Regions from separate parts of the Homo sapiens genome. Here region 2 is linked to region 1. A link is an interaction called in ENCODE POLR2A ChIA-PET data of the cell type or tissue named here. Cell type or tissue: OCI-LY7. All regions are shown on one strand. Links, peaks and the distances in the headings refer to the core of each region. The heading gives the core; the rest is flanking DNA. Region 1 overlaps RAB30 (RAB30, member RAS oncogene family). Region 2 overlaps PRCP (prolylcarboxypeptidase).

Region 1 (16,151 bases), core at 3,741-11,740:
CTAATTTACACTCCCAACAGTGTATAAGTGTTCCTTTTCTCTGCACCCTCACCAGCATCTGTTATTTTTTGACTTTTTAATTGCCATTCTGACTGGTGTAAGATGGTATCTCATTGTGGTTTTGATTTGCATTTCTCTAATGATCAGTGGTGATGAGCTTTTTTCATATGATCGTTGGCCACATGTATGTCTTCTTTTGGAATATGTCTGGTCATGTCCTTTGCCCACTTTTTCATGGGGTTGTCTTTTTCTTGTGAATTTGCTTAAGTTCCTCATAGATGCTGAATATTAGGCCTTTGTCGGATACATAGTTTGCAAAAATTTTCTCCCACTCAGTAGGTTGTCTGTGCACTGTTGATAGTTTCCTTTGCTGTGCAGAAGCTCTTTAGTTTAATTAGATCCCATTTGTCAATTTTGCTTTTGTTGCAATTGTTTTTGGTGTTTTCACCATGAGATCTTTGCTCATTCCTACGTTCAGAAAGGTATTGCTTACATTGTCTTCCAGGGTTTTTATAGTTTTTGGTTTTACATTTAATTCTTTAATCCATCTTGAGTTAATTTTTGTACATGGTATAAGGAAGGGGTCCAGTTTCAATCATCTGCATATAGCTGGCCAGTTATCCAGCACCACTTATTCAATAGGGAATCCTTTCCCCAGTGCTTGTTTTTGTTAGCTTTGTCAAAGATCAGATATTTGTAGGTGAGCAGCCTTACTTCTGGGTTTTCTATTCTGTTTCATTGGTTTATGTGTCTGTTTCTTGTACCAGCACCATGCTGTTTTGATTACTGTAGCCCTATAGTTTAGTTTGAAGTCAGTTATTAATAGCATGATGCTTCCAGCTTTGTTCTTTTTGCTTAGTATTGCCTTGGCTATTCAAGCTCTCTCTCTCTCTTTTTTTTTTTTTCTTGAGACAGTCTCACTCTGTCACCCAGACTGGAATGCAGTGGCGTGATCTTAGCTCACTACAACCTCTGCCTCCTGGGTTCAAGTGATTCTCCTGCCTCAGCCTCCCAAGTAGCTGGAATTACAGGTGCACACCACCATGCCCGGCTATTTTGTATTTTTAGTAGAGATGGAGTTTCACAATGTTGGCCAGGCTGGTCTCAAACTCCTGACCTCAAGAGATCCACCCACCTTGGCCTCCTAAAGTACTGGGATTACAGGCATGAGCCACTGCACCCGGCCTTTTTTTTTTTTTCCAGCTTTGTCACCAGGCTGGCGTGCAATGGCATGATCTCAGCTCTCTGCAACCTCTGCCTCCTGGGTTCAAGTGATTCTCCTGCCTCCGCCTCCCAAGTAGCTGGGATTACAGGCATCAGAGCTTTTTTAAATTCCATATGAATTTTGAAATAGTTTTTCCTAGTTCGTGAAGAATGTTAGTGGTAGTTTAATAGGAATAGCCTTGAGTCTATAAATTGCTTTGGGTAGTATGGCCATTTTAACAATATTGATTCTTCCTATCCATGAACATGGAATGTTTTTCCATTTGTTTGTGCCATCTCTGATTTCTTTGAGCAGTGTTTTGTAGTTCTCCTTGTAGAGATCTTTCACCTCCCTGTTTAGCTGTATTCCTAGGTATTTATTTTATTTTATTTTTGTGGCAGTTGTGAATGGGATTGCATTCCTGATTTGGATCTCGGCTTGACTGTTTTTGGTATGTAAGAATGTAAGTGGTTTTTGCACCATCATTTTGTATCCTGAGACTTTGTTGAAGTTAATGAGCTTTTGGGTGGAGACTATGGGGTTTTCTAGATTAGAATCATGTCATCTGCAAACAGGGATAGTTTGACTTCCTCTCTTCCTATTTGGATGCCCTTTCTTTCTTTCTCTTGCCTGATTGCCGTGGCCAGGACTTCCAATACTGTGTTGAATAAGAGTGGTGAGAGAGGGCATCCTTGTCTTCTGCCAGTTTTCAAGGGGAATGCTTCCAGTTTTTGCCCATTCAGTATGATATTGGCTGTGGGTTTTTCATAGATGGCATTTATTATTTTGAGGAATGTTCCTTGGATACCTAGTTTATTGAGATAATCATGCAGCTTTTGTCTTCTGTTTATATGATGAATCATATTTATTAATTTGTGTATGTTAAACTAAACTTGCATCCAGGGATAAAGCCTACTGGATCGTTGTGGATAAGCTTTTTGGTGTGCTGCTGGATTCAATTTACCAGTATTTTGTTGAGGATTTTTGCATCGATGTTCATCAAGGATGTTGGCCTGAAGCTTTCCTTTTTGTTGTTGTGTCTCTGCCAGGTTTTGGTGTCAGGATGATGCTGGCCTTGTAGAATGAGTTAAAGAGGAGTCCCTTCTCCTCAATTTTTGGAGTAGTTTCAGCAGGAATGGTACTAGCTCTTCTTTGTATATCTGGTAGATTTCAGCTGTGAATCCATCTGATCCTGGGGTTTTTTTGTTGGTAGGCTATTTATTACTGAATCAATTTCAGAGCTCATTATTGGTCTGTTCAGGAATTCAATTTCTTCCTGGTTCAGTCTTGGGAGGGTGTATGTATTCAGGAGTTTACTCATTTCTTCTAGATTTTCTAGTTTATGTACATAAAGGTGTTCATAATATTCTCTGATGATTGTATTTCTGTGGGGTCAGTGGTAATATCCCCCTTGTTATTTCCAATTGTGTTTAGTTGAATCTTCTCTCTTTTATTCTTTATTAGTCTAGTTAGTGGTATATATATTTTTTTTTTTTCAAAAAAAAATCTACTGGATTCATTGATCTTTTGAATGTTTTTTTATGTCTCAATCCCCTTCAATTCAGCTCTGATTTTGGTTATTTCTTTTCTTCTGCTAGCTTTGTTCTTGGTTCTCTAATTCTTTTAGTTGTGATGTTAGGTTGTTAACTTAAGATCTTTCTAAGTTTTTGATGTGGGCATTTAGTGCTATAAATTTCCCTTTTAACACTGCGTGTCCCAGTGTCCCAGGGATTCTGGTATGTTGTATCTTTGTTCTCATTAGCTTCAAAGAACTTCCTGATTTCTGCCTTAATTTTGTTATTTACCCAAAAGTCATTCAGGAGCAGGTATTCAATTTCCATGTAATTGGATGGTTTTGAGTAAATTTCTTAGTCTTTGTTTCTAATTTGATTGTGCTGTGGTCTGAGAGATTGTTTGTTATGATTTCAATTCTTTTGCATTTGCCAACTCAAGTGTCCATGGTGGTTGAGGGGTCTCCTGCCAGGGTTCCAGAGGCCTGTGGTTTCTCCTTGTCAATTCAACTCACCCATTCCTCTGGAGCCATTGTGGGCCAGGAACAAGGTCCAGTGCACAGTAGACCATGCAGGGTTCCCAGCTTTCTCCTCCTTCAGCTCAGCTTCTGGGTCTTCCCTCTGTTCACTCTTGGTGCCTTCCCTCTGAAGATCTATTAGGAGCATGCCAGTCATCTCAGTCCCTCGGTGGGAGCTGTTCCACTTAGCTGTGTCTAGTCAGCCTTCTTGCCCACCCCTAAAGATGATTTTGCACGTACAAATATTGACACTCAGTGGCTGGGCAGAAGTTCTCTCATTTTAAATATCAATTTGAATTGGTAGCCGAAGTTTAAGAATTTACTTCAGAACTGTTCCCTGGTCCTGCTTGCCTCTGTGCAGCACAGCTGGACCATACCCTACAGGTTTCCCACTTCCACTGCAAACACCTGGGAATGCCCTGTATCATTTCATTTAATCCTCTGAACACTGCATGGTCAGTGGTATTAGCTCAATCTTACACAAGAAAAAACTGAGGTTGGCCAGGCGCGGTGGCTCACGCCTGTAATTCCAGCACTTTGGGAGGCCGAGGCAGGCGGATCACAAGGTCAGGAGATTGAGACCATCTTGGCTAACACGGTGAAACGCCGTCTCTACTAAAAATACAAAAAATTAGCCGGGCGCGGTGGCGGGCGCCTGTAGTCCCAGCTACTCGGGAGGCTGAGGCAGGAGAATGGTGTGAACCTGGGAGGCGGAGCTTGCAGTGAGCCGAGATTGTGCCACTGCAGTCCGGCCTGGGCTAAAGAGCGGGACTCCGTCTCAAGAAAAAAAAAAAAAGAAAAAACTGAGGCACAGAGGCAAAATAACTTGTTCAAGGTCACAATCAGTATATGGTAGAATTAGAATTCAGTTTTTTGTCTATAAAACCATGTTCTTCCCACAAATGTTAAGGCAAAAATTGTTAACTGCCTACTCAAATAGTCATTCTCTGCTTCCTTCTCTGTAACAAAACACCTATTTTACTCAGGGTAGCATTATTCCCTATTGAAAGAATATATTTTCCATGCTCCCTTGCAGGCCAAGTCCTGGCCAGAGAGATAAAAATGGAAATGTTGCGTGGAAAATATTATGAAACCACAATACTAGTCCCAGGCTACCAACCTCTAGACTTTCACATGATGACAAAAAACAAGCAAACAGACAAAAATCTTATTTTGTTGTCTCAGATTTCAAAAATTATATATAGCCAAATAATCCTAACCAGCATGCCACATATGTCAGTATTTTACCACATTTTGTTCTTGAGATAGGATCTTGCTCTGTTGCCCAGGCTGAGGTACAGTAGCACAATCATAGCTTACTACAGGTACAAACTTCTGGGCTCAAGTGATCCTCCTACCTCAGCCTCCCAAGTAGCTGGGACTACAGGCACATGCTGCCACGCCTGGTTAATTAAAAAGTTGTGGGGGTTTTTTTGTAGAGATGGGGCCCCACTATGTAGCCCAGTCTGGTCTTCTGGTCTTGAACTCTTGGTCTTAAGTGACCCTCCCGCCTCAGCCTCCCAAAGTACTGGGATTATAGGCTCAAGCCACCATGCCCAGCCCTCACCATGTGTTTTTGTTGTTGTTGTTGTTTTTGAGACAGTCTCACTTATTGCCCAGGATGGAGTGCAGTAGTGCGATCACAGGCTCACTGCAGCCTCGACTTCCTGGGCTCAAGTGATCCTCCCACCACAGCCTCTTGAGTAGCTGGGGCAACAGGCACACACCACCATGCCAGGCTTTTTTTTTTTTTTTTTTTTTTTTTTTTTTTAGAAATGGAGTTCCACCATGTTATGCAGACTGGTTTTGAACTCCTGGGCTCAAGCGATCTGCCTGCCTTGTCCTCCCAAAATGCTGAGATTACAGGCATGTGCCACTGTGCCCAACCACCACATGGTTGGGTGTTTGTTTTTGTGTTTGCGTTGCACAATTTTCTAAAGCCAAATAATTCTGCTCATAATGGCCCATCGATTAGTAAAACAGCTGTCAGTGTCCAAATTATTAGCATTATCTTACAAAAAAAAAATAAACCCAGACCTGGCACGGTGGCTCAGGTCTGTAATTCCAGCACTTTGGGAGACTGAGGTAGCAGAATTGCTTGAGCATAAGAGTTCAGGGCTGCAGTGAGCTGTGATTGTGCCACTGCACTCCAGCCTGGGCAACAGAAAGACATCCTGTCTCTAAAAAAAATAAATAAATAGACCTATAGGTTCTATATTTTTTAAAAAAATACAGAATCCATGCTTGAGGATATCAAAGATATATTTAAAACTTTTCAGATACAATAACGATATTATGGTTGTTTTTAAAACTCTTGTCCTTTAATGATACATACTGGAATATTTCTGGATGAAGTTGTATGATGAGCCAGGTGCAGGCGCTCATATTTGTAATCCCAGCACTTTTGGAGGCCAAGGTGGGAGGACTGCTTGAGGCCAGGAGTTCAAGACCAGCCTGGGCAATAAAGCAAGACCCCCATCTCTAAAAAAAAGTTATTAAATTAAATTGAAATTTAAAAATTAAGAAAAAAATTGTATGATGTATGGGCCTTGCTTCAAAATAATACAGAATGGAGAAAATGGGGGGAATATAGATAAAATAAAATTGACCATGAGTTGATAATTATTGCAATTATTGACCGTGAGTTGATAATTGTTGCAATTATTGACCATGAATTGATAATTATGTGTACATAAAGTATCATTACACTATTTTGCTTTTATCTATGTTGACATTTTCTATAATATAATACAAAGTTAAATAAGATATAGCCAGAATCAAGAGCACTTCCCACAATCTCCAAACTTACTCCTATGGTACAAGTCACCTTTTCTCACCTGCAGTTTACCAGTAGTCTCCCTAGATGGTTTCATTTCTTCTGCCTTTGCCCCTTTATAATCTATTCTACAGGGCAGCAGAGTGACCATGTTAAAATATAAATCCAAATTGCTCCTCTACTCAAAACCCTCCAAGGGCTGCCATTTTACTCTAGGTGAAAACCAAAGTCCTTGCAATGGCCTCCAAGGTGCTGTGATCTATGCCAGTATCCCCCTCAAATCTCATCTATCCTTGCCCCATTCATTGATTTTGTTTCACCCATACCAGAATCCCTGATGCTCCTAGAGAACCAGGAATTCTTTTGCCTTAATGTCTGTGCACATTCTGTTCCCTCTGCCTAGAACATGTTTCATCAAGATTTGTATACTGTTCCCTTCCTCACTTCTTTCAGGTCTATTTTCAAATGACACATTATCAATGAAGCCTTCCCTTGACCACCATACATAAATTAGCAACACTCCACCATCATGACCTTTCCCTGGTTTGTTTTTTCTTTCTCACCCTCACTCAGGCTGGAGTGCCATGGCACAATCACTGCTCACTGCAGCCTTGACCTCCTCCTCAAGTGATCCTTCCACCTCAGCCTCCTGAGTAGCTGGGACTACAGGCATGCACCAGCATGCCAGCTAATTTTTTGTATTTTGTAGAGAAGGGATTTCGCCATATTGACCAGGCTGGTCTTGAACTCCTGGGCCCAAGCAATCTGCCCACCTTGGCCTCCAAAAGTGCTGGGATTACAGGTGTGAGCCACCATGCCTGGCCTTATTTTCTTCATAGTCATTATCACCACTTGATGTACTATACATTTCTTTATTTTCTACCCCTTCCATGCTATGATGCAAATTCCACAAAAGTACCTTTTTTTTATTTTGTTCACTGCTATAGTTCCAGTCACTAGAACACTACCTGGCGCATAATAATAGGTAACTGGCAAATAAATGAAGACAAGCATTGAGATCCTCATTTAACAAATGAGAAAACCGAGGTGAAAACAGGTTAAGTAACTTGTCCAAAATAATATAGGTACTTTGGCCTAAAGCCTTTGTACTCTTCATTCCCTTTGCTCAGAATATTTCCATGTTCAAAGCAGTGTCTTAATCTTTGCCTTGCCTCAAAATCTGTATGCATTGTACTTCAGGAGCTGAAAGTACTTCACAGGGTTACGATGAAGATTAAATATAAATATGAGCATCAGTAAACTTTGTAGAATGTCAGGCCTCATACAGTTTTTAATTCTTGTGGGTTCATCTCTAAGATCAAAGTCAGAAACACTGTTTCTCCAAGCTTATTTTGATCTAGATGTGAAAATGTAACCATTCTATGGCCCGAATAAATTCCAGGCATGAAAATACAGATAAGATGTCTTATATTATTAACATGTGTTTCTTGCAAGTAATGGAAATAAGATATTTCAGTTCCTGAAATGTACTACAGGTCTTGAACTATTCAGATGTGAGCACCTGGCCGAAAGTACACCCATGTGATTATGGTTTAACTATAGCTCGAGGTTTCATCTCTCAGTTGCAGATGCGTTTTGAGGTATATAGATAGCATATATCAATTATAGTCTGCCAGGTAGCAGACATGGAATAACTGAGTCAATTAGTAATAGTGATCCTCAATGTTTTTCAAAATACTGATTTCCAGTTTGCCAAAGAATTGTGTATCTGTAGTATTACACTGCCCATGTGAGAAGCACAATGATCTAAACATTTTGATATTTTAGGAATAAACTGTATTTATGCTTTTTTTCAGTGATCTGTAATGATTTTTATATGAATGAGCATTTTAAAATTATATGCAAGTTTGCAATTTGTCCCATTTAACTAGTGGAAAAACCAATGTGCAAGGCAAACTAACTTGTCCAAATTCCCTTAGTGGTTAAAACAAAGCAGAATGAAAAAACTTAAAGTGGCATTTGCCTGCCAGTCTTTGCTGCTATGACTTACAAGATCATATTGAGAGGTGACAGCATGCTGGCAGCCCGCGCAGCGTCGCTCGCTCTCGGTGCCTCCTCGGCCTCGCCGTCCATTCTGGCCGCGCTTGAGGAGCCCTTCAGCCCGCCGCTGCACCATGGGAGCCCTTCTCTGGGCTGGCCGAGGCCGGAGCCGGCTCCCTGGGCTTGCGGGGAGGTGTGGAGGGAGAGGGACAGGCGGGAACCGGGGCTGCACGCGGCGCTTGCGTGCCAGCTAGAGTTCCGGGTGGGCGTGGACTTGGCGGGCCCCGCACTGGGAGCGGCCCGCCGGCCCTGCCGGCCCGTGCAGTAAGGGGTTTAGCACCCGGGCCAGCAGCTGCGGAGGGTGCGCCGGGTCCCCCAGCAGTGCTGGCCCACCGGCGCTGCGCTCGATTTTTCGCCGGGCCTTAGCTGCCTCCCCGCGGGGTAGGGCTCGGGAGCGGCAGCCCGCCATGCCTGAGTCTCCCCCTCACCACCGTGGGCTCCTGCGCGGCCTGAGCCTCCCTTACCAGCGCCGCCCCATGCTCCAAGGCGCCCGGTCCCATCGACCGCCCAAGGGCTGAGGAGTCCGGGCAGGCTCACGGCGCGGGACTGTAAGGCAGCTCCACCTGCGCCCCGGTGGCAGATCCACTGGGTGAAGCCAGCTGGGCTCCTGAGTCTAGTGGGGACCTGAGTCTAGAACCTTTATGCCTAGCTGGGGGATAGTAAACACACCAATCAGCACCGTGTGTCTAGCTCAGGTTTGTGGATGCACCAAACAGCACTCTGTATCTAGCTAATCTGGTGGGGACTTGGAGAACCTTTATGTCTAGCTAAGGGATTGTAAATGCACCCATCAGCACTGTGTCTAGCTCAAGGTTTGTAAATGCACCAATCAGTGCTCTGTGTCTAGCTGATCTGGTGGGGACTTGGAGAACCTTTAAGTCTAGATAAGGGATTGTGAATATACCAATTGGCACTCTGCATCTAGCTAATCTAGTGGGGACCTGGAGAACTTTTGTGTCCAGCTCAGGGATTGTAAACGCACCAATCAGCACCCTGTCAAAATGGACCAATCAGCTCTCTGTAAAACAGACCAGTCGGCTCTCTGTAAAATGGACCAATCAGCAGGATGTGGGTGGGGCCAGATGAGAGAATAAAAGCAGGCTGCCGGAGCCAGCAGTGGCAAGCTGCTGAGGTTACCTTCCACACTGTGTAGGTTTTATTCTTTGGCTCTTTGCAATAAATCTTGCTGCTGCTCGCTTTTTTTGGTCCACACTGCTTTTATGAGCTGTAACACTCACCTCAAAGGTCTGCAGCTTCACTCCTGAGCCAGCTAGACCACAAACCCACCAGAAGGAACAAACTCCGGACACGGCGCCTTTAAGAACTGTAGCACTCACCGCAAGCCTCCGTGGTTTCATTCTTGAAGTCAGTAAGACCAAGAACCCACCAATTCTGGACACAATATGAGAATGATATAAAATTGCAAGTATCTGGCTGTTTTTGACTTATAAGAATGCCAATTCCATGTGGTTCAAACTAATATTAATAATGGAACAGGTAAAAACCATGACACGTGTGAATTTAGAAAAGAAATTTCTGCAAACACATTCTTTTAGTGAAGGTGCTAAAATAGCAAAATTAAGAGCCTCCTACCAACTGCAGATAAGCTGACATAGGACAATAACAAAATTATAGCAGATGATTTTCAAAGCCCAATACTTTATAAATACCAAATAATAGTGGCAGAAAGGGTTACAGTTTGCCTATGTTCAATTAACTAAAGAACACTATGCCAGAGAGCCCAAGGTCAAAGGTTTGACCCCTTTGTCATCCTGTTAACTCTATCATGTTTCATGACCTACTGTACTCTTAGTCCAGGACATTCATCTCTGAAATGCACGCCCAAGGCAGAGGGTGAGAGGTAAGGATTGGAGTGGAAATGAATTTCAAGAAAAGGTACAAATCTATGACTTTTGCAGTGGAGATGGGGGCATCTAAAAGGCAGACTCTTGTGCCTGCCCTATGGTACATGTTCAATAAGTGGTGAATAAATGGATGGGTGAAGGAGTGAATGTCCTGCTAGTGATGAGTAATCTCATTACTAATTTTGTAGAAAATCTCTAGTAATATCACGTAATGTGTTTTAGCTGGAAGGGACCTTGAAGCTATCTAATCTGGTGTCCACATTTTGATAGTTGGGAAAAATAAAGTTTAAAATGAAATGACTAACCTAAAGTCACACTGACTGGGACTAGAATTTATGGCTTCTCAATGTCAGAACTGGGACTAGAATTTGTGGTTCCTAGTTCTCAGTGTAATACTCCTTCCAATATATATGATAGGATAAAGGATCTTTCTCACCAATAGAAATAATTAGCATGTAATTTTCACATCCTGAAATAGCAGAGTAGTCTCGTTTAGTGTTTATAATCGGAGGAGGCCTTAAAGATTATCTAATCTAGCCCCTTGTTTTATAAAGTAGAAAACCATAGTGCAAATGTTAAATGACTTGTCCAAAGTTAGCCAGTTAGAAAATCAACATTTAACTCAGGTCTCCAGATCCCCCAGATCCAGGGCACATTTTGCACCGTGCTGAAAGACATTAGTACACTTAAAGTTTGTTTGCTTTTTACATATTTTGATGGCATATGATTCTCCAAATGTGGGCAACAGGAAATGTTTATTTATATACAAGTACATGGGAAAGCAATTTCCATTTAGTTTTTTTAAAAAATTGTTACAAATAAAAAGTTTTTAATACATTCATCCTTTGCACACAAAATACATTCTTTTTCTTTTACTCTCAGTATGAATTATTTCTTAATAATAGAAAACATAGGCTACAATGAATGGACAGTCATATGGTTTGGTGATTTGACAAACTTTTTTCAAGAAGCAAAGTCCAATTTTAAAAGACAGACAATATATAAAATAACTTACATATTTAAAATGCTACTTCATTGAATCCTAAAAGATTGAATGAGTACTCTTATCCAGCATGATTTGTAGTTGTCCTTTAAACAATGCAGAGGACAAGAAATCCTCTATGTGATGGCAACTCAATTTCTACAAGACTGAAACAGTCTTCATGAAATTGATTGCTTATCACATCTAAATGACAGGCTCATAGAAAAATTCTTATGGATGTATTGGGGAGTTAGTCTTTATTCAGAGGTCTCCTAATTGATCAATTAAACTAAGATCGTAAGTTGCACTCTCCAAACAGGATTGCAAGAGGTTCTACGTAAATAAACATAAATGATTTGATTTGATTTGTCAGACTAATTGTTTTTAAGAGAGATGTGAAAACATACACCCATACAAAAAACTTTTACATAAATGTTCACAGCAGCATTATTATAATCAAAAGGTGGAAAAAACCCAAATGTCCATCAAATGATAAATGGACAAATAAAATGTGGCATATACATGCAATGGAATATTATTTAAACATGAAAACAATGTACTGATTTATGCTACAACATGGATGAGCTTTAAAAACATTATGCTTACTTAGAGAAGCCAGACACAAAAGGCCACATGTTGTTTGACTATATGAAATGTCCAGGATAGGCAAATTCATAGGGACAGAAAGTAGATTAGTGGTTGCCGGATGCTGGGGGAAGGAGGAGGAGGAGTGATTGCAAATGGTATGGGGTTTCTTTTGGAGGTGATGAAAGTGTTCTGAAGTTAGGGAGTGGTGATGTTGCACAACTTAGTGAATATGATTAAAAACATTGAAGTTTACACCTTAATAGGATAAACCGTATGGTGCATGAATGATATCTTAATTTTAAAAAGAGATGCAACTTCATTTAAGAATATTTTGTTCAAGTTTGTATTCCCTCCCCACTTCCCTTTTTTAATGTTGATTGAATTTTTCATACAATCACCTTTCTACAGAAGGTTTTCAGCTAATTGGACTCGGGTCATCAGTGGGTTATATTTCTAACAGGCTTTTTGTTAAGTAAAAAGATCAATATATGAACACATAAAATATGATGTAGTATACTGTTAATATTTGCATATTAACATTTAAAATCAAGTACTATTCTTATATTGAAGTTGGTTAGATTTTATATAACGCTGTATACAAATAATACTGATATCCTATGCTTAAAACCAATAGCCAAATATCAAGAATCGAGTTCATAAAACTCAGTGATTAACCTGTTTATTAGTTAAAACTATGTATGTATTAATATTAAAGATCCATGTTTCAATGGAGTGATAGGAAATGTGGGGGAGATCAAGGATTCTCTAAGTCTTCATAAAGCAGCTTCTCTAAATATTTTAACTAGCTGCTGAGATCTCCAGAATTATATATTTTGCATTTTATTTCATCTCTATACTAAAAGTCATGCATTAAAAGTGTGTACAAGATATATGGGGCACACTTTTCCCTTCAGATTATCAAAAACCTCTTTTTACTCCTGTATTATCTGAAATTTTGAGCAGAGTTTGTTGTTTTTTCTTTTTTTTTTTTTTTTTGCTGAAAACAGAAATTTTGCTCACGAGTTAGTTCAAATACATTTATGTAGCTCCCTTATATACTATCAAAGGAGCTCCAACCATCTGGTATGTCTGGAAGACACTTCAGTGAGTAGAAATTAGAAGCCAGCATTTGAAATTTTCTATCACAGGGACATGAAAGCCTAAACCGGCCTTAAAGGGATAAGAGGATTTTACATTTTTAAAAAATAAATCAATTAACATTCATTGTCAAATAACCTACAAGAAAGTTCCACTAGCATTCTGCAATTGTATAGAATAAGAGAATATTTGTTGCTAATGATTACATTCCAGAAAGCAATATGTTTAGCAGCTGTTTTTCAAAAGACTTGTCAAGTTTTACTATTGTTATTTAATCCAGGCATAAATGTGTAACCTTAAACAAAAACTGTGCATTATTCAACCAGCTAGTGACAAATTATCTTAACAAAGTAGATTATCTTTTGCTTTTCTGTACATGAATTTTTTCTTTATTAGGCATTTTGTATTCCAATTTTTGTTTTAGAATTTAGTGCACACGTAGAAAGGGGAAGAAACGCTTTTGGATGTTGGTAATTATGTACATCAAATAATGTCATATATGAAATTAAAAGCAGATCACAAAACCGAGATTCATGCCTCCATTTTTACCAAGGGGAGGAAACAAGAGCCATACAGCCAGAATAATTCTTCAGAAGCACACTTTGTTATCAATTATGTAACTAAAGAATCAAAGTATGTATATATAACTGAAGAGTTAATCAACAGTAAGACCGTGATCTACATCTGATACCAATAAGAAGCTAAGAGTAATAAATACCTATCCTGACATTCACTAAGTAAATAATGACTATCATTTTAATAATCATTATTTTTTCTGACTGTTATTTTTTTTAAATAGGCAAAAGAGCAATAATAAATGGCAAATGTGGCTCCTTAAAAAGAAGATAGGGATCAACCCAGTTTTCTTCCCATGAAGAATAGGAACAAGAAGAAAGAGGTTTAAATTGCTCTGTGAGGTATTTCAGTTCTAAGATTAAGCTTCCTGATAATGAGTTTACAACCCTGGAATTGCCTATTGGGAGAGAGAGAGAGACCACCTTGCCTGAAGTTTGTAAAGAAATGGAGGGTGACAGTAGTAATGCCCAAAGGCAAAAGGATGGATCAGACAAATGAATTCCTTTTAAGGCACCCTTTCAGAAATGGAGTTCTTTTCTTTGAAGCCAGGAAAGTTTCTTTGTTTTGTCTCTTAAGGATCTACACTTGGCATCAGACCATTCAAAGTCTGCTCTTAATTAAAGTGAAAAAGAACTAATATTTGAGTGCTAACTGTTTACCAAGCACTGTACTTTCAACTTATCTCATCTAATTTTCACAATAATCCTGACAGGTCTATCTCATAGATGAGAAGATTGATGCTCAAATATTGTGCTTCGTCTAAAGTCTCAGCTAATTTGTGGCATACTAGAACTCCTCACACCTAAACTAGTGTTTCCCCTTCTATATAACTCCCCACATCACTCTCCAAAGTGTCAAAGTCAGCAACCACCACCGATTCCGTCAGGAACTAGAACACAGCATCTCCAAAAATTCTGCTTTAAATCAATGGAAAAGTAAAATTTTGGCTCATACCTCAAGAAGTCAAAGAAGTGGTGACTAGCCTTTGTGCTCTGACCTCTTGTCCAAAGGAGTCCAAGAAAGTCTCAATCAAACTCAAATAGATTTGTCACCATACAGATTTAAGACCAATGACTTAAAAAAACAAAACAAAACCATAAAAAAAGACCAATGAAGAGCCGTCTATCAGCCTTGCAAGGGTGAAAGTTATTTTGCAGGTGGAATAATTTGGGCCATAGGCTTCAATAGCAAAAATTGCTTACAGTTACCTCTAATTTGCAAGTCAAAAATACTTGTTTTTATTGCTTTCCACATAAAGCAATTTGACCTCAGTTCTTTTAAACTCATGTATTCTCAAGAGAATCAAACCAACTAAGGAAATGTCATTGATACTTTTCTAAAATAGATCTTGTGGACTGCTTTATGTCAGTGACCCACCAGCCCATCTCTCTTGGGAGTTGGTCTGTTTGTGAGAACTTTAACAGAAGATTCTGCTCTGTTAAAAAGGCCTATCCTAAAATCTTGAAAGAGACACCCATTATTTATTAAACAGAGCAAGGCCTATGTTTAGCAAGTGATAAATGAATATACTTCATGTAACTTCTACTAAAACAATACCTTTTGATTCAACAGGACATCAATGAATGGACCGACAAAGCAAGTCCAGCATAGGGCATAATGGAGGGCCAGTCTCTTGGCCTAACAACGTGCAACCAACCTCTTCCCTGAAAGATAAAGGTGGGATGCACTTGTGGCAGAAGAACGAGGCCCCATTAAAAAAATCATTAGCTATGAATTAACAGATATTTAATTGAACATGTTATGAGAGGCAAAGTACTACATACAACATGGAATTTAGGTTAATAGGTCACCTGCTCCAATCTCCAACCAATTGGATCCTCTCCACATCTTTGCCTCTTGACAGAGGCTATTACCTGAGGCAGACTGTCCCATAGTGAACCAACTTTTTGAGAATGGTCGCCCTGACATGGAACCCAAATCTGTGTCCCTACGGCCTCATTCAGTAGGCCTCATTCCACCCCTCTGAACCACAGAGCATCTTGTTCTAATGCACTAATTGTATTCCCCTCTTTTTCCTAACCTAAGTCTCCCCAAATCCTTCAAGTATTCTTTAAATGGCTTGCATTTAAAATTCCTTCATCAGACTGGTAATGCCTCAATTTGTTTTTAATTTCAAAGTATGGCTCCTGGAAATGATAATAACATTCCAACATCAAGGGACTGAGGAGAGGAGATGAAATGCCATCTCCCTTACTCTAATGTTGCTATATTAATATGTGTTTTGAAGGGATGATAATTTCTTAATTCAGTATGAAAAAATTACCAGTGTGAAGAATGTAAAGGAAGGCATCTTTCCTTCCAAACGCAAATAGGCTCATGCCACAGAAATGAAATCCAAAAAGAAAGTAAAGAAAACATATCCCTCCCTTATCCCAAAATTAGTGTTTAACCATGCTGCTTAAATGGAACACATTTTGTCTGAAGGATGAGAAGCAAATGTTGTTTCACAGCTTTTAATTCTTTAGCGAAGTCTCAAAAGTATCATAGTATAAACATGTCAGGACCATGGTTGAGAAAAGTAACCAGTTGCAGTTAAAACAACAACAACAACAACAAAAAATTTTGGAAAAAAAGGAATGGCAAACTCTAGAAGATCTCTCCCAGAGGCTAATAGAGCAATGATCCCTAAGTACTCATTACTATGAAATACAGAGTTCTACAAGATTAAGAAATAAAAAAGACATTAGATTTTTGCCCTAAATGACAGGTAATAAATCTAAACTTAGGAACATTTCCTCACAGTTCAAAAAGTTCTGCCCACCTTGATTAACTTGTTTTCTGAATACCTTTAGTTGCTGGCTTAGTGGAGAAGGCCATTGGTTTGATATGCAAAAAAAAAAAAAAAGATTTTTTTCTGATTGTGCTATTTCATTCATGTGGCTTGGCTTAAAAGAAGATGTTTCACTTTAGTAGGAAGACCAATTCAAACATCATTTACAACTGACGTTTAT
Region 2 (16,151 bases), core at 3,218-11,217, 150 kb before region 1:
CATACGGGTATCAAAAGCTGCAAACAGTCCCTACCTCTGGAGGCAGGCATTTACTAGGAGAAAGAACGGACCAATGGCTTCCCAGAGCATTGTTCAGCCACATTAGAGAAAGGATTAAGCAGATACATTCAGCTATTCTAACAGATTTTCTTTAAGCCTTGAATACGCCTCTCACACTCACTCAGATAATCACATTAGTTTTGTCATTAAAAGATCCCTTTTATAGAAAGTACCTAAACCGCTTAAACCACCCAGAGAGGTTGCATACATTATCAAACACCAAGACAAACAAAAGGGATTTTCTGTCCCACATCTCAGTTTTCCTTTTTCCTCAAAAAATTTGGGAAATTAAGGTAGAAATGATTTTGCCAAATGGTCAGTGGCTGCAGAGCAACCCTCACTCCTTCCTTCCCTGGATAGTCCCTCTGCAATCAGAACTGGGAAGACTGGAAAACAACTTCAGCATTGAGGCTGGCAGAAAACAGTTTAGAATGAGATGAAGACAGCAAGGGCAAGGAGGGGGTAGAAAGGAGCGTGCTTGCCTCTCTGCCACAGGAAATTGCATTTGGAACTGAAAAAGAGTAGAAAAGCACAGGACTTGGAATCAGGCAACTACCACTTACTAGATCTGTGGTCATGGTTGGGGAGAGAAGGGAGTCACTTCATTTATCTTGCCTCACGGTCCTCATTTATAAAATTGAGACAATACGTATTTCTCCTCTCACTCAGGGTGTTTGTGGGACTAAAATGAGAAAAGGTAAGCAGAAGAGTTCTGAGGTCTATAAAGTATGATTCAAGCATTAAAGGGGAGATTTTATTTGTTTCTTTTTTAAATAGGCCTCATGATAGAAGCTACGTGTTTTGGGGTTTGTTTTGCTTTGATTTTTCACAGTAATGTGTGGTGCCTAACTACTGGCATATAATGAGTGCTTAGCAACTTTTTCTCAATGAATAGTGCTTTTACTGTCTTTCCCTCAAGTCCCCAACCATACTGCAAACTCTCATCCCTCAAATCGCAGTTTGAATGTTGCTTCTCCTTTAAAGCCTTCCTCAGAACTTTAGGAGGAGTTCATCACATCTGCATTCACACTCCCACAGCATCCTGAATGCAACACAGATTCTTAGCCCAATGTGTGTAATCATCTGACATTGTGACTGTCTTTCCCCATGAGCCTTGAGCTCCTTGAGAACACTGAGCTTTACCTTTAAACAGTTAAACTCCTTAACACTATACCTTCACAAAGTTGCCGTTGAATAAATGTTTGAGTGAATGAATGATAAGTAAACAAACAATCCAAAGAATTGGGGTTATTTGGCCTAGAAAAGAGGAAGTATCTCAAGAATCAGTCCCCAAAATTAAGTTTATTAAATTTGCAGATTAATGTCTATACTAGACGTTGTGCTATTGCGCTGTGTAGAGGATAAAGTGTAAGGCTATTGAGTTAACAATCAGTTTTTCATTTCGTATGCAGGGTAAAACTTGAGGAAAGGGTCTTAAATTATGATGGGAAAAATTTAGATTCGACCTAGTTAACATCGACACTATTGCCACTTGGGGCCAGTTAATTCTTTGTTACGGGGGAGCTGTCCTGTGCATTGTAAGATGTTTAGCATCATCCTTGGTCTGTATCAGGGATGTCGCTGGCACGCCCCCACCCCAGCTGTGACAACTAAAACCATCTCCAGCATTGCCAGCTGTCCTCTAGGAGGCAAAATTGCTACAAATTGAGAACCACTGTTTTAGATCTAAAGAACAAACTCAGGTGAGGGTTCTGTGGCATCAGAAAAGGAGACGGAAGAGATGGTAGATCTGAATGTAAGCTCGTTGAAGATAAAGCAGATGGGTGTTTTACTGATTTATATTTTACCTTTGAAGGGAGGTAGATTGACCAAATGAACTGACATCATATGGTAACATATGAAATGTCTTCTGTTAACCATAAAAGAGACTTCTGAAATAGGAATAATCTGATAGTTCTTTGATGATGAGAGGCCATTTATCAAATCATCTGGCTTCTTCCACTTCTGTAAATTTATTCAAGGACACTTACTGTACATTATCAGTGTCATGGCACTTCCTATTTTTTATTTTTTATTATACTTTAAGTTCTAGGGTACATGTGCACAACATGCAGGTTTGTTACATATGTATACATGTGCGTGTCATGGCACTTTCTATATCTCCTTAGCACACAGCTTCATTTAGAGTTTAGTATCTTGGAGTTATTGATTGACAGTTTTTTTTTTAACTTTCTTTCTTTAGCTGTGCATCCCTACATTTTAGGAGTTACAAAACAAAGAAAAACAGTTAACACCACTCCACCAAATGAATAGAGGAAATTTAGTAAAGATGTCAACCTCTCTGTATTGGAAGAAGCTCCTTGTTGCTTGTCTTGACCCTGCCTCCCATCGCTGAGGAGTCTAGTTCACCTCTAAGCCAAGTAGGATGAGAGTATATTTGGTGTCTGAGCTCATTTTTGAATCTACTTCATTTGTGTTACCACACATTATTCATTCCCCCTGTTCAACTATCTACTAAGACATTTAAACTGGCCAAGAAACATCTATCTAGCAAAATTTTGGCTGAGAGTGTTCCTCCAAATAGAATAATCTATTTCTAAATTAAACCAGATTAGCAAAAATGTGTACACCTGTAATATAGTTCCTTTGTTCACTGTAAAATCATTGTTATACTCTGGTGTTATGACTTTCGTTTATACTGAAAGAATGTACAAGTATGAATACAATGAAATCTATAAATATGTGAAGAGAGATTAGAGCTCCCACTCATACTTTTCCCATTTCTGAGGTTCTTCCAGTAAGTTCCCGCGTGGGCTTCTCCAGATTAATTGGTCTGTTTTTATCTGCTGCACAGAGTAAACTGTTTAACTGCTTTTATTTTTGTTTTCTGCTAGAAAGCTTAGAGCCAGATTTTCTTAGCCCTCATCTTCAGAAAATATGTAGACTTCTATGGCAGTATTTCCCAACAGGTGCTCAGCAGAGCACTAGTTTCTCAAATGTTGCATTTAAAGAGTTTCAGATCAAATAAATTTGAGAAATGTCACATTCTTGTTAATTCACAATGAGTGAAATGTTACATGAAAAAGGGTTCTGGATCAAATAAGTTTTGGGGAAAAAAACCTTAGTTTTGGAAAGTTTTTTTATTGTTTCACAATGTTTATAGCATATTAAAGGTTTGAGAGATTTGGTAATAAAGATAATCTGTTTAAACTTGTTTCAACCATTGCCCATGTTCAAATACTTTTGCTCATGGTATCCCTTTTTTATGTAACACCTGCTAACATCTGGCCTTAACAGCATTCTGCAGAATCCAGTTGATAAATCCCGCCTTATGGTTTCCATTCCTAGATCCATTTTACATCTCTAACCCTTTTAAATCTCTTATGTCCCACTTGTGCTGTGTTCAGTGTATATCTGTTTTGTGTGTGTGTGTGTGTGTGTGTGTGTGTGTGTGTGTGTTTTGAGATGGAGTCTTGCTCTGTCACCGAGGCTGGAGTGCAGTGGCGTGATCTCGGCTCACTGCAACCTCTGCCTCCGAGGTTCAAGCAATTCTCCTGCCTCAGCCTCCTGAGTAGCTGGGACTACAGGCGCGTGCCACCATGCCTGGTTAATTTTTTGTATTTTTAGTAGAGATGAGGCTTCACCATGTTAGCCAGAATGGTCTCGATCTCCTGACCTCGTGATCCTCCAGCCTCAGCCTCCCAAAGTGCTGGGATTACAGGCATGAGCCACCACGCTCAGCCTCAGTGTGTATCTTTAGATCATCTGAAATCCTTTCAGAACAAAGTGTGACAAAAATACATGAATAACTAATAAACATGTTGAGCTGTATGACTTTGTGTTGGGATTCACTCAGGATGGTGGCAGAAATATTAAAGGGAAATATTAGGGAAAGTTATAGGGAATAGTCACGAACCTTTTTGGAAGGCCGAAAGGTTACATAGCTTCTAATAGTTGAACAGGCTGAAGGCAGCCAGTTCTTACCTTACAGCATTAGGTCATAGGGTAAATAGTAGGGACAATAGAGGCTTCCCCATTTAAGTCTGTTTACCTTACCTCCATTAACTAACCTTTGAACCAGATGGCCCTCTCCAAGGCGGTGTGGAGGTCTACCAGGAATATTGCCCCCTAATGGTATTTATTTTAAACCGCAGTACCTGAGCTTTAATCATTCGTGGAACTACTCTGTTAACCACGTTAATTATCCACAAGTGTGTGGACTCAAAGCTTCTGTTGTTAATTGTATACTAAATAAATGCCTGAAGTGCGAGCTGCTCAGGGCCGGCCACAGTAACAAACCTCTCTTGGTGTGCAGGCAGTCGGGCACTCAGCAGGACTGGCAAAACAGAATATCTGTGTGTCAGTGTACGTTTTATTCATCTGTCCTTTAGGCCAGGGTCTGCAGGCAGAACCCCACAGCTAATGACCTCTTGTGAGAAGCAATACCTCAACCTTAGGCAAGTAACTTTCACATTTGAGTTTCTTGTTAAAGATGTTAGCCACATTAAACAAACACAAAGAGATAAATGATCCCAAGATTGCTTTCCAGGTCTGCTGTTGGAAGATTCTATCTTTCCATTCCCATTACTAAAGATAGCAAAGTTTATTGGCACCAACCCCACACCCCACCACATCCCTTTTTTTTTCTTTTTTTTTTTTTTTTAAGACAGGGTCTCTCTCTGTTGCCCGGGCTGGAGTGCAGTGGCATGATCATGGGCCACAGCAGCCTTGACCTCCCAGGTTCAAGTGATCCTCCCACTTCAGCCTCTTGGGTAGCTGGGACTACAGGCATGCACCACCATGCTCAACTAATTTTTTTAAAGAAATTTTTTGCAAGGCAATACATGATATGGCCCAGGCTGGTTTGGAACTCCTGGGCTCAAGTGATCCTCCTGCCTTGGCCTTCCAAAGTGCTGGGGTTATAGGTGTACGCTACCACACCCAGCCCCAACCCATTCTTTGACTCCTTGAATGGCTGTGTTCAATGTTCTGTTCCCACCTAACATCAAGGCAAAATTACATTCAACTACCTTGACAGAGAGTTCCAGCCTGATAGAGTGGAAGAGGGAGCCCGGCACATGCAGTTCAAGTGAGGGTAAATCAGAAAGTCCAAGTTTCAGAGGTACTGAGTACTGGAGATCCCCTTTCCAAAATCCAGGGAAGCCAAGGGCACAAGGTTACATGGGCACATCAGAGCTCCGAAAGGTACATGGCTATAGAAAGAGATCAATAGAAATCCTGATCTTTCTGCCCTAAAATGTATTCATTAAATATAAATGTATGGAGGGCCTACTGTGTCCTGCCTGCCAGGACCTGTGCTAGATTGCTGATCATTAGAAGGAATAAGATATAGTCCTTGTCTTCAGAGAGCTTGGTTTTCCTAAAAACAGGATGAGAACACTAAGCAAAATATTATAACTTAGGATATGTATACCAACTTAGAGGTGGTCAGGTACTGTTTACAGTGCTAGAAAAGAAGACAGACAATCCCCACCTTGGTGGAGTTTACATTCTAGCAGACACACTAAGTGTAAGCCTGGTTCTGTGAGAGCACAGACAAGGAATTACTTCCTTTAGGAAAGCTGGGAGAGACTTCAGAGGGAAGGTAGTCAAATTGTTCCAGGCTTTAAATGATGCACAGCAGTTTACCAGTAAAAAAAATATTGGAGGTTGGTGCTGAGAAAGGAATTTTAGACAGAAGAGCAGTATTTCAGAATTATGAGAAGTTTGGTATACCTGAAGTGCAGGGTTATTAGGAAAGTGAAGGGTGGCAGTAAAAATGGGAAATGAGTCCAGAGAGGTAATTTAAGGAAAGGCTGTAGTGGGGCTCAAGTGGTGTCTTGGATCAGTGGAGTCCTATGCAGAGGAATTAGGATGTTTGGGTATTTCTTTAAAAAGTATCAGGTTAAAGACAGTACACTATAGCTCCTGAAGTATGTTTCTCAAACACTAGCTCCTTGAGCTCATGCTCTGATTGCCATCTACTCACCATGACTCTCCAGCACACACTGAGTCAAATTCCATTGACTTTCCTTACTAAATCTTTCTCCAATTTTCCCACTTCTCCTCATCTCCATCTCTACCACTCTAGTCAAACCTACCTTCTTCTCTTAACTTGACAACTGTGACTGGGGTCTCCTACCTTACTTGCTTGTCCCCTACAATGCCTACTCTACTCTATAGCCAGAGTAGTCCTTTTAAATGAAAATCTGTTCGTGTCACTCCCCCGATTAAAGCCCATCAAAGGTTTTTCATCCGCATAATTCTACTTGAATGAGCATTCCCCCTGCCCATGTCTCCATATTCACCTTATGTCACATTCTCTGTGGTTGTTTGCCTTCCCATTGCAGGGGCCTTCTTTCAGTTCCTTGAATATGCTACACTCAGGGCTTTTGCATGTGTCATTTACTCCACTCCTCTTCCTAGTATAGTTCCCATTCATCGTTTAGATCACAGCTAAAATGTAACATCTCAAAAAGGCACTGCTATTCCCCCAGACTACCTTACATTGTCTAAATGCTAAACATTTAACATTTAGTGTTATGAAGAGTTGGGGCCATTAGATTAGAACATTTAGCAATTAATCTCTATTTTCCTATTAGATTGCAATTAATGTCCTAATAAGCTCAACTCTTCGTAACATTTATAATTGTACCAATTCATTGTATAACTTGACATTTCGTGTCTTTCTCCCAGCAGAACACAAACCTTATTAAATTAGGTGCTGTGTTTGCTTTTTCGCCATTGCATTTTTTAGGTTTTAGACCAATGCCTTATGCCTAGGAGATGCTCTGTTAAGAATAGAAAAAGCTGGCCAGGCGCGGTGGCTCACGCCTGTAATTCCAACACTTTGGGAGGCCGAGGCGGGCAGATCACGAGGTCAGGAAATCGAGATCATCCTTGCTAACACGGTGAAACCCCGTCTCTACTAAAAAAAAAAAAAAAAAAAAAAAAAAAAAAAAAATTAGCCGGGTGTGGTGGTGGGCACCTGTAGTCCCAGCTACTCCGGGGGCTGAGGCAGGAGAATGGCGTGAACCTGGGAGGCGGAGCTTGCAGTGAGCCGAGATCGCGCCACTGCACTCCAGCCTGGGCAACAGAGCGAGACTCCGTCTCCAAAAAAAAAGTTGTATTCTCAATCACCATTTTGGAGAGTCACATACTATTTACAGATAAACGAAGCAACTATTTAACTTCATTTGTCCCATTATTTTCCACACTTGCTCAACTATAGGTATAAGTCTTTCTACTACACAAGTTATTGGCATTTTGTTGGATACCTGTGCTCCAAGAAACACTGTGTGATAGATGTCGTGTGATTGAGTTGCCTGAACTGCTTCCCCAATCCTAAGAAGTACACCTTTGTAACCATGTTTTCATGGCCCTGTTCTTTCCTAACCACCTGAGAGTTGTGCATTTGTGAGGTATTGCTCCCTCAGAGGGTCGAGGACACCATTCTAAGAAGTCATTATGGGCATTGTGCGAGTAGAGAAAAGTAAGCTGGTCTGTAGAGGGAGAATAAAGCAGTCATGGGAAGAGAAGCATTAGGCAGGGCTCCCACACTCAAATGAGTCAGGCAGGATGACAGAAGTAAGATAACTGAATTCAAATTCAAATTCCAGATTCTTTCAACTAGGGGCTCTCAAAAGTGTGATGCTCCAGCATCACCTGGGAACTTGTTAGAAATGCACCTTCCCAAGATCCACCCCAAGACATGTTAGAAACTCTGGGATGGGGCTCAGCAATCAGCATTTTTACAAGCCCTTTTGGGTAATTCTGATGCACGCTTTAGACTGCCTATCGAACTGTAGACATCTGACGAACAAATCCAAACCACAGTCTGACAATGGGTCACCTCTGTTGAAAGTGAAACAGAACACAGCAGTACTGATTTTTAATGACTTTCCAGACCCTAGTTCTAGTTCCCCATGATTCCTGGTAACCCAAGTCCTGGAGCTGATCTGGCAGTTTCAAAACATTTCTTTTCCTTAAGCTGGTTTTGTGGGCTTTTGTTGCTTGAATCCAAACAAAAATAAAACTGTACCAGTAAAATGAAGCAAACAAAATTTGCCAAAAAGGAGCCCCAGTTCTGCCCCAGTTTTGCCAAAAAGGAGCTGTGAGGCCGTAGATAAGTTCCTTCTCTCTAAGCTACAATTCTATCCCTTACAAAATGATGCAGTTGAACTGGATATCTCAGGGGCCTTCACCCTCTACTATGCTGGCTTAGACACTGGCTCCTCTGGATAACCTCTTGGCGCTACAGATTCCTTATGAAGGTTCTCCTAAGTTACTTTAGTTCTACCCATTGACTCCAGGCAGTTAAAGTAACAAAAACAGAAAATAAAAAGCACCCAATTCTTTCTAAGCTCTTGGGAGCTGAAAAAAATAAAAATAGAAAGCACTCAAGTCTCCATGTCTCTCTTTCCCTGTCAGTAAAAAGTGCAGTTTTATTAGAGGGATGCTTTAAATAATAAGGCTTATCTGACACTCCAATTCTTTTTCATGTTAAAATTAAACCTTAGCATATTATAATTATACTCACTTCAATTAAGGCTGCTATCTATATTCCTAAAATGCATACAGTAATAGGATACAATTATGCTTGCCAAAAAATTCTATTTTTTGCAGTTTGTTTCTTCAGAATAATGTAACTCATCCAAATAATCAACATCAAATAAAATGGCAAAGTATTTTAAAGATTCTACACAAGGGAAAAACCCTAAAATCGTAAAATAAATTGTAAGAATATCCTCTATTGAGCCCATAAACCCTGCATTATTTAATTTCTTAGTTGACAAAGAATAAAAACTAGTATTGTTTTGGCCCTTAAATTCCCACCCAAATCGATTGTTCTGTGATGCTGAAACAAAATAGTTACCAAATGCTTTGATAGACAACTCATTACAATGAGAACTGAAGGCTCCCAAAATAAGACAAAGATTTTCCTGTATCTCCCAGATGCCAGGGAAAGTAAAGGAAATATTTCAGCTTTCCATCCCAAGAATGAACTCTATATATGCCCTTAAAAAAAAAAAATGCCATAAAAATGATCAAGCTCAAGGTACAGTTTTTTAAAAGCAGAAAATGTTCCCAAGGCAGGGTGAAGAAAAAAAAATTATTGAGAGAAAATGAAAAGAAACAAGGAGGAAGAAATCTTTCAACAGAGTAGAAACTGTTAGTCTCTCTCTCTCTGTCTCTCTGTGTCCCTGAAAGGTTTTGATCCAACCCTATTTGTTATCCTAGAAAAGCTCTCTGAAGAAAGGTCTCAGTGTAAGAACTGCTTGAAAGAAGCCAACCCCTTGGAAATAGGAATGGCTTGGCCATTTATTAATGTCAAATATGCTGCCTGCATGAATTAGTCAGCTTGTCTTTTGGAAGTCATACAGAAAAGTTCTTGTGCACCTGCCTGTTAGTGTCTAACACTTCTGGTTTTAATGACAGCAGTAACAACTATCAGAAAATAAAATTTTAAAAATTTAAAAGCTGAATATTACTATATTCTACTTTTGGAATAGCTGATTCATCAATTTTTAAAGGCTTCTTACTGAAATATAATTAGTGACTACAGCATAAAGCTTGCTCAGATTTAAAAAGACAAAACAGAGTCATTTTCCTAAACTGGCAGAATTCAAACAAATTAAAACTGACCTTAGAAACAAAGAGAAATGGAGCAGAAAAAGGCCAGATTTCTTACTGGCAGTACCACAGTGGCCAACATCCCAGAACTAAGAAAAGCTGCCAAGTGGAAGAGAAAAAATTAAAGGACTTTCCAAAAACAGCTAAGCCCAGTGCACACAGCATTTCCATCAGCCGGAGTTGAAGTGAGCTTCAGAAGCAACACACAGGTATAAGGTCCAGCTGTATTATTTATTTACAGCACAGTTCAAAGTCATTAAATCCGGTACAAAAGAAATGGCTCTCACTTCCTGGATTGGCACCAGACATCCTACCAGCTGCAATTACATCATTTTTTATCTATCTTCTGCTTTTACTTTGTGTAGGGTAGGGATGGGGACTTACAAATGGGCCAAAGACACTTCAACCTCAAAACCAAAGAGAAATCTCTGCTTGCAGAGATACAAAGAAAGTAACTCTCCCTCTTATGAAAAGCAACCAGGAACTCTACTCCAGTTATGAGGGCCACTGATGGTGTGGGAGAGCTATCAAGAAGATTCTTCCTAGACGTGGTGCAAAGACAGTGAGAACCCAGGAAATCACATTCATGGGACACTTGCTCTTACCGTCATCACCCTCTATTCTATCTCAACTTTGGCCCCATCAAATCTAATGATAAACAAAAGAAGGTAATTACATGTAGAAAATCAAAGTGAATGGGAATGTGGTGGTGTGAACATAAAAGAAGAAATTGAAAACAATCAAAAGTTTCTCAGTGCTGCTTTCCCGCACTGTCATAGAAATCTCTGATCCAATTCTTCATATGTCTAACTTCCAAGGAGCGGGCTAACAGCACAGACATAGGATCCAAGGCATTCTTGGTGCGGAGATCTAAGTGGTGGGCCCCCTCTGAGATGGTGACTGCAACCAGAGTGTCTGTGATATCCTTAGTTACTCCACCTCCTGACCAGGGGTCTAGTTCACCATTGCTGCAAGTGAAAAAAAGAAGAAAAAATAAAGTTGTTAGTTTTTCATGTTAACACTCAGATAAGCTAGAAGAAACCTATTACATGTTTAACACCTAAAATTATAAACTTGTAACCTGGGGGATTTGATCTGAGGATCTAATTTATCATATGGATAGATACTTCATACTGGAGTTTTGCAATATTCATGCAACCAGGTGCAAAAAAAGAACCAGAGATAATTGAAGGAGGCGTTCCCACAAATCAACCTAGACTGTACTGGGATATGAAATTTAGAAACCTGAATTTCAATCCTGATTTCATTATTCAAAAGTTATATAATGCAAGTTACCTGACTCAGTTTCCTCATCTGTAAAATGGAGATAACATGCCAGGCGCAGTGGCTCATGCCTGTAATCTTTGCTCTTTGGGAGGCCAAGATGGTGAATCGCTTAAGCCCAGGAGTTCAAAACAAGCCTGGGCAACATGGTGAAACTCCGTCTTCTCGAGGGAGGGAAGAAGGGGGAAAGGGAGGAAAGAAGAAAGGGAGGGAGGGAGGGAGGAAAGGAGAAGGCTGCATTTTTTATCTAATATAGTACAGTACTTTGGGAAACAGGATGGTAGATCTAAAAAATGTCACCAGGATCTGGAATCCGAAAATTTGGGCATTACACGAAAATCTTCATTTTACATTAGCTTTAAAGTTAAGGAAATGCTACTAGGTTTTTAGTCTCAGCTGGTTCACACAACACAATTCAGAATAATGTAAAGAGAATCAGTCACTGAAACTGAGTATCTACTTTCACTGAGTAAAAAATCCAATACAACCACAGACAGCATCCCTAATAATATTTCTGAACAGTTTTGTTGAGATATAATTCATCTACCACAGAATTTGTCCATCTAAAACACATAATTCGATGGTTTTTAGTATACTCAGAGTTGTGCAACCAGCACCACAATCCATTTTAGAACACTTTCGTCACCCCAAATAGAAACCCATACTCATTAGCAGTCACTCCCCATCTTCCTGCCTTGCTCTCAGCCTCAGGAAACCATGAATCTATTTTCTGAATCTATAGATTTGCCTATTCTGGACATTTCATACAAATGGAATTAAATAGTAGGCGGTCTTTTGTAACTGGTCTCTTTCACTCAGCGTAATGTTTTCAAGTTTCACCCATGTTGTGGCATGAATCAGTACATGTTCCTTTTTATTGCCAAATAATATTTCATTTATGGATACATCATGTTTTATTTATCTCTTCATCATTTGATGCACGTTTGTATTGTTTCCACTTTTTGGCTAATGAGTACTGCTCCTTTGAACATTCACATACAAGTTTTTGTGTGGATGCATGATTTCACTTCTCTTAGGCATATACTTAGGAATTTCTAGGATATATAGTAACAACCTATTAATTAGCTACCAGACTACTTTCCAAAGGGACTACACCATTTTATATTCCCAGTAGCAACATTTGAGGGTTCCACTTTCTCTACATCTTCAACACTTATTATTATCTGTCTATTTTAGACATCCTAAGCTAGTAAGTATTAAATGGTATTTCACTGTGGTTTTAATTTGCATTTCCCAAGAGACTGATGGTATTTAAACATCTTATGTGCTGATTGGCCATTTTTATATCTTCTTTGGGAAAATGCCTAGTCATATCTTTGTTCATTTTTTAACTAGGGTTATATATCTTTCTATTTTTGAGTGAGAGCTCACACTCTCTTAACTTGTGTGTTGTAGAGTAACAAAAGCATGAGCTTTGGGATCAGACACACTTTGGTTCCAATTTCAGGTCTGCCTCTCATCTGCCTAATCTCATGGAAACAGATTCCTTAGGCAAAAAACTGGCACTGAAATACCTGGATCTAAGTACTCAGCCCATTGCAAGCATTAGATCATTTTCCCCTTGCATGGCACTCTTGGCATATCTTTACCCACATACCACTGGAAATTACTTATAGAACATTTTTATGGGTGTCCTAATATTTGTTTAATGCAAACTCCGTTTTGCTGGTATTGTTTACAAAGCCTTATCTATTCTAGATACAAGTCCCTTATCAAATATATGACTTGCAAATATTTTCTCCCATCCTGTAGACTATCTTCTAACTTTCTTGATAGTATCATTTGCAGCACAAGTTTTTCATTTTCATGAAGTCGATTTATCTATTTTTTCTCATTGTTTATGTTTATGGTATGGTATCCAAGAAACTGGTGTCTAACCCACGGTCATGAAGATTTGTTCCTATGTTTTCCTCTATGAGATTTATCATTTTAGCTCTTATATTTAAGCCTTTGACCTATTCTGAGTTGATTTTTTTGTTATAGTATGAAATAGGGAGCCAACCTCATTCTTCTGCATGCGGATCTCCAGTTTTCCCAGCATCATTTGTTGAAAAAACTATTCTTTTCTCAATGAATTGTCTTGCCACTTTTGTTAAAAATCAATATGCCATACATATAAGGTTTGACTTCTGGACACTCGATTCTCTTCCACTTGTCTATATGTCTATCCTTATGCCAGTATCACACTGTATTGACTGTAGCTTTGTAATAAGTTTGAAATCAGGAAGTGTGAGTTCTTCAAGTTCGTTCTTCCTTTTCAAGATTGTTTTGGCTATTCTGGGTCCCATATATTCCTATATGAATTTCAGGATCAGTTTGTCAATTTCTATTTTTTTAAAAAAAAGTCCAGCTGGAAATTTGACAGAGATCACGTTGAATCTGTGGATCAACTTGAGGAGTATAGTCATCTTAATAGTATTAATTCTTCTAATACATAAATATGAGATGTCTTTCCATTTAAAGGAAGCAATTTTTAATGTCTTTGTTTCCAATGTATATATCTTGCACTTCTTTTGTTAAATTTATTCCAAAGCATTTTATTCTTGATGCTATTTAAATCAAATTTTTCCCTAGTATAACATATTATGCATAGATTGCATTCGTGTTTACAAAGCCTTTCACATTTGTTCATTGTAACAACCCTATGAAGTAGGTTTAATTACAATTCTTTTATAAAAGAGAAAACTAATGCCCAAAGAGGTTAAAAGGCTTGCCAAAATCATTTGATTTGGCAAATCTGAGATTCAAACACAGTTCTAAAAACCCTAGTCCAATGCTTAATTTTACACTATGTTGCATTTCAGCGGAACCATGACTGCTGTTGGAAGTCGACAGCTTACACTCTCTTGTGTGCTGCAAAGTAAGAAAAGCATAAGCTTTGGGATCAGACACACTTTGGTTCCAGTCCCAGGTCTGCCTCTCATCTACCTAATCTCATTGAAACAGATTCCTTAGGAAAAAAACTGTCACTGAAATACCTGGATCTGAGTATTCCACCCATGGCATGTATTAGATCACTTTCCCCTTGAATGGTACCTCTCGGCATATCTATACCCACCACTTGAAATCACTTCTAGAACATTTTATGTGTGTCCTGATATTTGTTTAATGCAAACTCCATTTTGCTGGTATTGGTTACAAAGCCTGAAATAAAAAGTCTTCAAGCCCACATTATCAAATACATGAAAATAATTCCCATAATTTGCAAAATCATCAAAAAATTTCTCAGCTATAAGTACAACCTATATACAGATGACTACCAAATAATGTATCTAGCCAGGATTGTTCCCCTAAACTTCAGAACCAAAGTTCAATGGTGTACTTGACATTTTTACATGGAAGTCAAATTAGACACTTGGCAGTTCCTGATGCTCCCCAAATGCCAACCAGCTCCTCCTGCCATCTTCTCCAATCTCTGTCAGTGGGAAGTCTATCCTTTCCATTGTTCAGGCCAAAAAGTTTGATGTCACTCTTTAATCTTTTTGGTCTCACTCTTTAATTTTCTCATTGTTTAACACACAATCTGTCAACAAATCCTGTCATCTATATCTTCAAATATATCCATAATCTGACCATTTTGTATTACCTCCACTGCACAACCCTGATCCAAGTCACCATTATCTCTAGCCTGAGTTACTATAATAGCCTTTTAACTGATCTTCCTGCCTCTACTCTTGTCTCCCTACAATTTAATATCAATAGAGCAGGCAACTTGATCCTGTTAAAACCTGAACCAGATAATGTCATTCCTTTTCTCAAAATGCTCCAAGTTTTCCCATCTCATTCACAGTAAAAACCTAAGTCCTTACTAGAACCAACAAGTTTCTACATGATTCAGGCCCTCTGCTCCCTCCCTGATTTCACCTTCTATTACTCTCTCACTTACTAACTCCACTCCAGCCACACTGACCTTACTCCACGTGAAGAAGAACATGCTGGGGCTCTTTCAAGGCCTTTGCCTTTGGTTAATCCTCTTACCCCACCAACCTCATGGCTAGCTCCTTTACTTCCTCTATATCATTTTTTAAAAGTCACCCCTTGATGAAGTCTTCCCTGGTCACTCTAATAAAAAATTTCAACTGTTTTCCCTCCCTATGACATTTTATAGTCCCCTTCCCCGGTTTACTTTTTTCTCCTTGTCACTCACATCCTTCTAACATATTTATAAGTTCTATCTTGTTTCATTTCCTATCTCTCAAATTAGAACTCCATGAGAGCCGAGATTTTTGTCCATATTGTTTATTTCTACATCTCCAAGTTCCTAGAAGCAGACCTGGCTTAGAAAAGGAGGCCCAAAAAATTTACTGAATGAACTTAAAAAGTGTCTAGTTGTCTGTGGCCTCATACTGGATGCCCATCATAGACATCTATAAATACACGTATGCAAGTTCATAAACATGTTGTAAATCACTTTGGTACTTTTTACGTGGGAAAGAAAAGTTGATATAAATGATTAATAGAAATATAAAGAGATTAACCTTCAGCTGTGTGTTAATAGTGGAAAGAACAATGAATTAATTCAGTAGATCTACGTTGTACATTTTTACTAGCTGAATGACTTTGGGTAAGTTACTGACCCCTGTGAACCTCAATTCTCACTGGATTATAGAAAAAAATGTTTTTTAAGAAAGATAGTACCCTTCTCTCAGAGAACTACTGTGAGACCCAAGTCAAATAATATATGTGAAAATAAATAAACTATAAATACTATACAAATGTGCGATGTCATTATAGTTATTACCATACTCTGTAAGCATAATAAGTATTACCACCACCAAGAGGTAAATGAATCATGAAAATGTAAATGTACAAATTATATGAGAAAAAAACATTTAGGTACATTAAGTATATGTGTGTTTGTAATACAATCTAAAATTGCCTGCGCTGGCCAGGCACGGTGGCTCACACCTATAATCCCAGCACTTTGGGAGGCCGAGGTGGATGGGTCACTTGAGGTAAGGAGTTCGAGACCAGCCTGCCCAATATGGTGAAACCCTGCCTCTACTAAAAATACAACAATTAGCCGGGCGTGGTGGGGCATGCATGTAGTCCCAGCTACTTGGGAGGCTAAGGCAGGAGAATGGCTTGAACCCGGGAGGCAGAGGTTGCAGTGAGCCCAGATCATGCCACTGCAATCCAGCCTGGGTGACAGAGCAAGACTCCATCTCAAAAAAAAAAAAAAAAAAAAAAAA

Evidence for each region. Peaks named below come from ENCODE experiments on the same cell type or tissue, not always from the same donor. Only the 100,000 strongest peaks of a DNase experiment are listed, where the experiment ranks them.
Region 2: POLR2A ChIA-PET joins it to region 1 with 6 read pairs; 2 of 35 experiments call an interaction of 5 or more read pairs at or near these places.

Annotation. Positions count from the first base shown.
Region 1 is chr11:82,962,462-82,978,612 of GRCh38, forward strand. RAB30 (RAB30, member RAS oncogene family) reads right to left here. Exons shown (of 5, transcript NM_001286060.2): 5 at 10,672-16,151. Among named protein-coding and RNA genes, the nearest start is that of DDIAS, 69 kb to the left of the region's middle. RefSeq lists enhancers at 9,219-9,298, 9,359-9,448. In OCI-LY7, for the core only: no CTCF peak of the experiment used is centred there; DNase peaks (open chromatin) are centred at 7,530, 7,990 and 11,630; H3K4me3 peaks cover 2,876 bases; H3K27ac peaks cover 7,264 bases.
Region 2 is chr11:82,814,501-82,830,651 of GRCh38, forward strand. PRCP (prolylcarboxypeptidase) reads right to left here. Exons shown (of 9, transcript NM_005040.4): 9 at 8,436-10,622. The coding sequence ends at 10,406. LINC02734 (long intergenic non-protein coding RNA 2734) reads left to right here. Exons shown (of 3, transcript NR_183631.1): 3 at 2,264-3,241. Among named protein-coding and RNA genes, the nearest start is that of LINC02734, 41 kb to the left of the region's middle. In OCI-LY7, for the core only: a CTCF peak has its summit at 4,141 (motif pointing left); a DNase peak (open chromatin) is centred at 9,921.